Regions from separate parts of the Homo sapiens genome. Here region 1 is linked to region 2. A link is a contact called in ENCODE Hi-C data. All regions are on one chromosome and are shown on one strand. The core of a region is the stretch at or near the end of the contact, and the rest is flanking DNA. Distances in the headings are between cores, read along the strand shown. Region 1 holds the start of RRM2 (ribonucleotide reductase regulatory subunit M2). Region 2 has its middle 7.6 kb from the start of RNF144A.

Region 1 (3,611 bases), core at 382-2,881, 3.2 Mb before region 2:
CTTTGGGAGGCCAAGGTGGGTGGATCACCTGAGGTCAGCAGTTCGAGACCAGCCTGGCCAACATGGTAAAACCCTGTCTCTACTAAAAATACAGATATTAGCTAGGCATGGTGGCGCACGTCTGTAATCCCAGGTACTCATGAGGCTGAGGTTGGGGAATCGCTTGAACCCAGGAGGCGGAGGTTGCAGTGAGCCAAGATCACACCACTGCACTCCAGCCTGGGCCAGAGTGAGACTCTGTCTCAAAAAAAAAAAAAAAAAGAGGGGGCAGATGTGGTGGCCACAAAGAGTCATCACATTGCTACCACTTAATATTGTCTCAGCTTCTCTAGAGTCGGGAAAATACCATAAGAAAGAACTGCAAAGTGTTACAAAACAGGAAATGCCATGTAATATAAAACCCAGCTTACACACACAGATGCACTCAGCATGGAAAAACATACAAGACGAGGAAAGCGAACTAGTTCGACCTCAGATCGTCAACGTCAAATGAATGAAAGATGTTTTGGAAACTCACCAAGTTTTCATTTACTATGCCATCGCTTGCTGCAAAGAAAGCCAGAACATGGGATATAAAATATCTCTCCTCGGGTTTCAGGGATTCCCAGTGCTGAATGTCCTTGGAGAGGTCCACCTGAGGTTCGGAAGTCACAATTTTAGCATAAAAGGAAGAGAGTAAAGCCTACAGGACTCACACTGAGCACTCAAACTTTAAGTATGCTGGCACCACTTACTATGCCCCACAGTTAGCCCCCCTTGCCAACGGGAACCTCCAAGTGCATTTATGTCTGAGGCGTGACGGTCACCCCTGCAGGGGTCTTCTGGGGTCCTCCGATTACCTCCTCGGCGGTCCAAAAGGAAGCCTCTGCCTTCTTATACATCTGCCAGATATCATGGTACTCGATGGGGAAGATGACAAAGCGGCGGGGGTTTTCTCTCAGCAGCGGCTCATCCTCCACGCCGGGGGCAGCTGCTTTAGTTTTCTGTTGGGGGAGAAAATAAAACATTTAAGTACCGGGCGAACCATATGAAACTAACGTTTTTCTGGACCAAGTCCTTTCCATTGGCGGCAATTTCACGGGGCCCGATGTGAAAACGTGGCTGTCCCGTCGCACTCCGTGGGTCGCAGCAGAGGAGCGCACGCCCGAACCGGGAAATGGGCCGAGGGGCGCGGGAGGCAGCCCTGGGGAGGGGCCGCCTAGGCGGGAAAGGAGCCGGGGCGGGAGTGTGAACAGCTGAGGAAACAATGCGGCTTTGGCGCCAAGACGCCCAAGGCCGTCCCTGGCCCCTCTGCCCCACGCCCGCCACTCACCGGCTCCGTGGGCTCCTGGAAGATCCTCCTCGCGGTCTTGCTGGCCAGGACGCGGGTCCCGCTCAGGGCCGGCGGCTGCGGGGAGACGCGTGTGAGTGAGGAGCGGCTTCGCTTTCCCTGCCTCCCTCCCCTGCCCGCAGCGCCCTCCCCGCGGGCTCACCGTGTTCTCCTTGTCGACCAAGCTGAGCCCCTTCAGCGGCGAGAGCTGCAGCTGCTGCGGGTCCGTGATGGGCGCGAGCGGGACACGGAGGGAGAGCATAGTGGAGGCGCAGCGAAGCAGAGCGAGCAGCCAGGACAGGACGGCTGGGACAGGGTGCACGGGCGACCCCTCACTCCAGCAGCCTTTAAATCTCCCGCGCCGCGCGCTCCCGGCCCTTCCCATTGGCTTTGGTGCCCCGGCCCTTCCCATTGGCTGTGCCATGCCTCCGACCCTTCCCATTGGCTGCGCCTTGCCCCTACCCAGGCTGGCCGCGGGGCCGCGCGCGATTTTCAAGCGCAGCGCGGGAGCCTCCGCCGGCGCCTTCCGGAGACCCCCGGGGACACCCCCGTGGACGCCCCCCGGGACCTCCCGGTTCCCCCCCCGGCCCGTCCGCTGGCTGGGTCGGGGGCGCCGCCGCCCAGGCCCCCACAGGTCCCGCGGGACCAGGGCCGCAGCCCCTGAGGGTCTCGGCGGCCTTGGCGCGCGCGGGCCCCGGTTCGCCCGGGAACCGTTTAGGATTGCGTGAGGAGCAGCGATTGGAGCCCGCGGGCGCGAGAGGATCCCCGGGCCGCGGCCCCGCCTCCCGAAAGCACCTCCTCCCAGCCGGGCCGCCGCCGGGCAGGGGGCTTAGCCAACGAGGTTGGTGCAAAGGCCTGGAAAACGCTCCTGGGTGCGGGGGAGGCGTTGCTGCGACCCTTTCGATCCGTGTCCCTGCGGTGGGGGTGCAAGGGCCCCGAGGCCTGACATTTTGGCGGGGTGGTCGGCGAGGACCCTACAGCCTAAAAGTTAGGGCCGCTGAGCCCCGTGGCTCGTTTTGCTGGGACAAGCGACCAGGCTTCTTACAGATTCGGTGTCCCCGTGAGTAAAATGGGACTCGTAACCGCGTGGACTGTTAATGCGGTGAGGAGAGCGTTCGTTGAGATGACTCATGTAAAATGTGCAGTCCTTTGTAAACCTTCAAACTACGGGACATGGCGAGAAGGCCCTTGGTGCAGTTTTCCACAGAAATCCTGTCTCCTGTCAGACCCCTGACCCCTATTGTCACCCTTGCCTTAAGAATTGCAAACTGTGGCTGGGCGCGGTGGCTCACGCCTGTAATCCCAGCACTTTGGGAGGCCAAGGCAGGAGGATTGTTTGAGGCCAGGAGCTGGAGACCATCCTGGGCAACATAGTGAGACCCCGCCTCTGCCATTAAAAAGAGAAGAAAAAAAGTTGTTTTAATTGCAAACTGAGCAAAAATTCCTGGGAGAAAGTTCACAGAATGATTTTAGGACTAGGAATTAATGTACTACTCATTGGGCGTCAAATATGCTGAAGAGGAGTTTGAAAACTCCACTGGTGTAGAGACTGGAACTTAGCAATAGCTTTCATTTAATTTTCTATGTGGCTTTCTGATTTGCCAGGCCCTGCAACGGGCAAAATGCCAAAAATAAAGGAAGAGAAAGAAACTTTAAGATCCAAGAAAGAAATCATTAACCTGAGAAAGCTTCAACAGCTGCGCTCAGGGCTGTTATTGAGAGAGACCCGGGACTTTTTTTTTCACAAAGCCTTTTCTAGATAAGATACTTTAAAGAGGGTGGGGTGGGACAGGTACCCTCCCCACCTAGGTCTGTTTCTCTCATTTCTTAAAAGTACTACGGACTTGTAAATCATAGTATTCTCGTGTTGCAGGAATAAGTGCCCATCACATTCCTTACACAAAGCCACAACTAAAACTTTGGTGTACCATGATTTGTTTAAAGCAACTCGCCATTCATCGCCATTTTCACCCCAAACACACTAAAGCATCCATCTCCAGGAAACTGGTATTTTTATTGATTACTTTATGGCTGATAAAGCTATTATCTAACAAAATTATAATTTATTGGTGTCATCTCATACTCAACTCAGATTTCAATTTCCCATAATCAGCGTCTAAAACCCTCGTTTCGGTTGCCCTAGGGCGCCACGTGCTTTTTTGCTCCTGTTAAACTCACTGTAACTGAAGTAGTCAGAGGTGGCTTCATTGATAGTTTAGTTCCTGGCCACGTAATTAACATAGCCATTGTAGAAGACGCCGAAAGATGCGTACGTGTTGTTAAAGGCCGGGTGAAGTCGCCA
Region 2 (3,663 bases), core at 462-2,961:
GCTATTGAAATTTTAGGGTTTATTTGTTATGCCAGCATGGTCTTGCCTAAACTAACAACTAAAGCTAACACATTCACTGTAAACTGGTTTTGAGTAGCAGTAATTCACAGGTACTTGAGTCTTGAAGGAGAGCCCAAGTACAATACTAGGTAGGCAGAGTAAGTCATTCAGTCTTAGACATGAGAGCACAGTTGAGGCAGATAGCCAAGAGCTAGGAAAAGATGGGAACCTGGAAGAAATTCAGGTAGCAGATAGGTGCAAGGGGAACACAGTACACAATCCAGGTCTGTGTCCTGGGCAACAACTCAGGTGCCCACAGCTCATTCCTAGTGGATGCTGCCACATGGTAACACGTGAGGTTTAAAATAAAGAGCTATGGGGGAGAAACAGGACTTGCTATTCCACCTACTGAACAGGGCTCAGGTGATATATCGCAAGGTGGATGCTTGAATGCTTCATGAAGATTCCCTACAGAACCAAGGCAGTCATTATCCCGTGAGCTGGGACTGTTGGCTGTGGAAGGCTCACATCCCAGGAATCAATCTTGGCCAAAGGTAGCTGCCTCCTGCAAAACTCCTTCCAAAACCGCTTGCCTGGGACATAACATATGTCTCATTTCATATCTTTGTGTGAAAGTTTGGTCTATTGGGTTGTATTTCTGAGAATCGCTTGGCATACCTTGGGACAACACTGAAGGGCTCCCTAGCCCCAGAGTTCCCCAGCAAATGCATCCCAGCTCCCCTGTGTCCTCATTCTTCTACAGGAACCCTTCCTAAGCATCTCTTAACCACCAACCTCCATCTCAGAGTCTGTTTCCCAGGGAACCTGACCTGAGACAGTAAGATGGGGAAAGTGAGCTCCAGCAAGATTGCAGAAGAAGAGAATCATAAAACATTTTCCTGACAATAGATTGTCTGGCTTGGTAGGACCAGGAGGTTTATCTGTTATGGATAAAGGTGGCAGGTGGGCTTGAGCAGGAATGGACAGAATCTTGGATGCCACCTAAGAATGGAAAGTTCTGGGGGATAATGGGAATAAAAAATAAAAATAGGGGCTATAGAGACCCTTTCTGGATGGAAACATACTTAAAAGGCCCTTTAGAGGTCATTTTGTTTCATTGCTGTATGTTTCTAAGTATTTAACTTTTATTCTGCTATTATTTTAAATGCTCCTCACCTTAGATTATTCAATCTCCTTAAAATACATACAGTACTTAAAAACTCCTCTCTCTCTCTCTTTCTACACACACACACACACACACACACACACACACATCGCCACCACCATCAACAACAATAACAAACGCAAACACTCTCATCAAATCCCCACACCTTGACGGCCTGGAAAACTTCTCCTACTATTTTAAACTCCAGTGCACCACTGACACCTCTAGTAACATTTCTGTCACTCCCCTGGGTTAGCCAATCTTTCTGCTGAGCTGTGCTCACACCACTTTTGTTACTCTCTTATTATATTATCATATTTGTATGTTTGGCATTAGACATGAAAGAATGTAATAGTCCAATGAAAGAATGCAAATTCCTCTTTTTCCTTTCCCCATCTTGCATGTGTATGAAGAACTCTATCAGTCTGTCTTCTCCTTCCTTCTTCTCTCATTTCATATCTTCGTGTGAAAGTTTGGTCTATTGGGTTGTATTTCTGAGAACCTATTCTTATCAGAGGATCACAGGGCAAGACCACAAGCCACTTCCTCTAAAGAAGACATGCACTCACAGTTTCTAATCATCAAGAGGAGAGCAGGCTTCACAGATTGAAACAAGCAAATAACAACAACAAATAAAACCCAGAAACCCAGAAGCTGAGTCCCAGGCAGTTTGGAAGAAAGAAGGACAAAGCCCTCTGCCTGAGCTTGGCTCGGGCTTTGCTGCCAAAGTCAGTTTAGGTTTCATCAAGATCTAGCTATGCATTTCAGTTAGACTCCCTCAGCTCCAGTTTCCTTAGCAATGAAATGAAGGATGATTACACTTCTCTTCTATGGTTTCTCTGAGCATTTAAAATAAAAATTATGCAAAGCACTTAACACCATACTTGGCATGCCCACTTCAGGGCTCAAAACTTTTTAGCTGCTAAAATATGCGCTCTACCCTTAAGGACCATATAGTTTAAGTTAAGAGAAGAATTGTGTGTCCAGTGGTAGGAGGCAATGGCGCATTCCCCCAAGACCGAGAGTATTGTGATTCCATCAGTTGTAGAGCCACCCCCAGGGAGAATGTAAATCTTGGTCAATATTGTGAAATGGGACTATGAAGTCCAATGCCTTAACCCCTATTGAAATTGTATCTCCATCATTAGCCTTAGACAATCTGAATGTTATTTGTTATGGGATCATTTTGGTTAGGACGGGCTAATCTGTGTTACAGTAACAAGTAATCTCAAAATGTGAACTGTCCCATATATGCAGTTTGCTGTGACCGTATTTGTCTCTCCAATACTATCCTCCCAATAAGCACACAAGATCAAGGTTGCCTGTTTTTAGACTCAGCCATCTCAACATGAGGCCTCCTCTGTAATCACTGTGGACCCAAAAGCAAATGTTGTACAGCCTTGTACTAGCAGTTAAATGCACTCATAATTGGCCGGAATTAGTAGCTTTGCTTAACTGAAAGAGGGTGAGAAAGTATAATTTTCTCATGTTCACAGAAGGGGGTATGAATAACTATTCAAAGTCTTTACAACAGGGAGTAAAAATATTTCCTTCAAGGAACAGTGATTAAGGTTACCAGTTTTCAGTGAATAGCTAATGCCTGATATACCACTGAATAAATTAGGGATAGTCATGGTGGCACTGTGACTTGAATTTGAAAACAGGCATCTGATAAGACAAGTCAGATCTTCAGGGGTATTTCATTTGGGGAGTGTCATGTTTTATAAAACTTGAACACCTCTAAGAGGAGTATGTTCTCTAGCTCACCCTGGCTCCCACCACCCTGTGCTGTCTTATATCAAGTTGCTTCACACATGTCTGTATTTCTGATTTTTGAGGCCACTTGAAGGCCGACATTGGACCCCTCACAAAACAGAGCAGAGCATTTTTTTGTTTTGTTTTTTGTTTCCATAGGTTATTGGGGAACATGTGGTGTTTGGCTACATGAGTAAATTCTGTAGTGGTGATTTGTGAAACTTTGGCACCCATCACCCGAGCAGTATACACTGCACCCAATTTGTAGTCTTTTATCCCTCACCCACATCCCACCCTTTCCTACTGAGTCCCCAAGGCCCACTGTGTCATTCTTATGCCTTTGCATCCTGATAGCTTAGCTCCCACTTAAGTATGATAACATACAACCTTTGGTTTTCCATTCCTGAGTTACTTCACTTAGAATAATAGTCTCCAATCTCATTCAAGTTGCTGCAAATGCCGTTAATTCATTCTTTTTTTATGGATGAGTAGTCAGAACATTTTTAGAAGTTTATGTTCTACCGGATTTTTCAGACCTGAGCTCTGGCGAAGCGCTCATCTCAATATTCCCATTAAGATGTAGAATGAAAGACCACCAGAGTCCTCCATGTTTTGTGTGTGTGTGTGTGTGTTAAAACTTTGTTGCTACTTCTACCATCCTTCAACACTTATTTTACCTATTCGTTTACAAGACTGCCTTCTCCACTAAACTTTGAGCACCTTAGCGACAAAACAATCTTATG

Evidence for each region. Hi-C counts contacts between places; a loop is a spot of excess contacts on that map. Pooled maps may share reads with other maps.
Region 1: a loop to region 2 is called in a pooled map, with 3 times the contacts of the local background. The contact joins the promoter of RRM2 here to the enhancer-like site in region 2. A Hi-C loop is called at or near these places in 4 of 50 pooled maps.

Annotation. Positions count from the first base shown.
Region 1 is chr2:10,120,759-10,124,369 of GRCh38, reverse strand. RRM2 (ribonucleotide reductase regulatory subunit M2) reads right to left here and starts at 1,631. Exons shown (of 10, transcript NM_001034.4): 1 at 1,473-1,631; 2 at 1,313-1,387; 3 at 840-983; 4 at 518-634. The coding sequence starts at 1,571. RefSeq lists silencers at 1,670-2,170, 1,577-2,176 and enhancers at 2,397-2,506, 2,527-2,596, 2,354-2,909, 2,958-3,611.
Region 2 is chr2:6,907,964-6,911,626 of GRCh38, reverse strand. No RefSeq gene overlaps it. Among named protein-coding and RNA genes, the nearest start is that of RNF144A, 7.6 kb to the left of the region's middle. RefSeq lists enhancers at 1,562-1,691, 1,822-1,871. Within about 2 kb of position 1,711, at least 5 of the 41 ENCODE cell types and tissues checked have a DNase peak (open chromatin) inside an H3K27ac peak, as active enhancers do.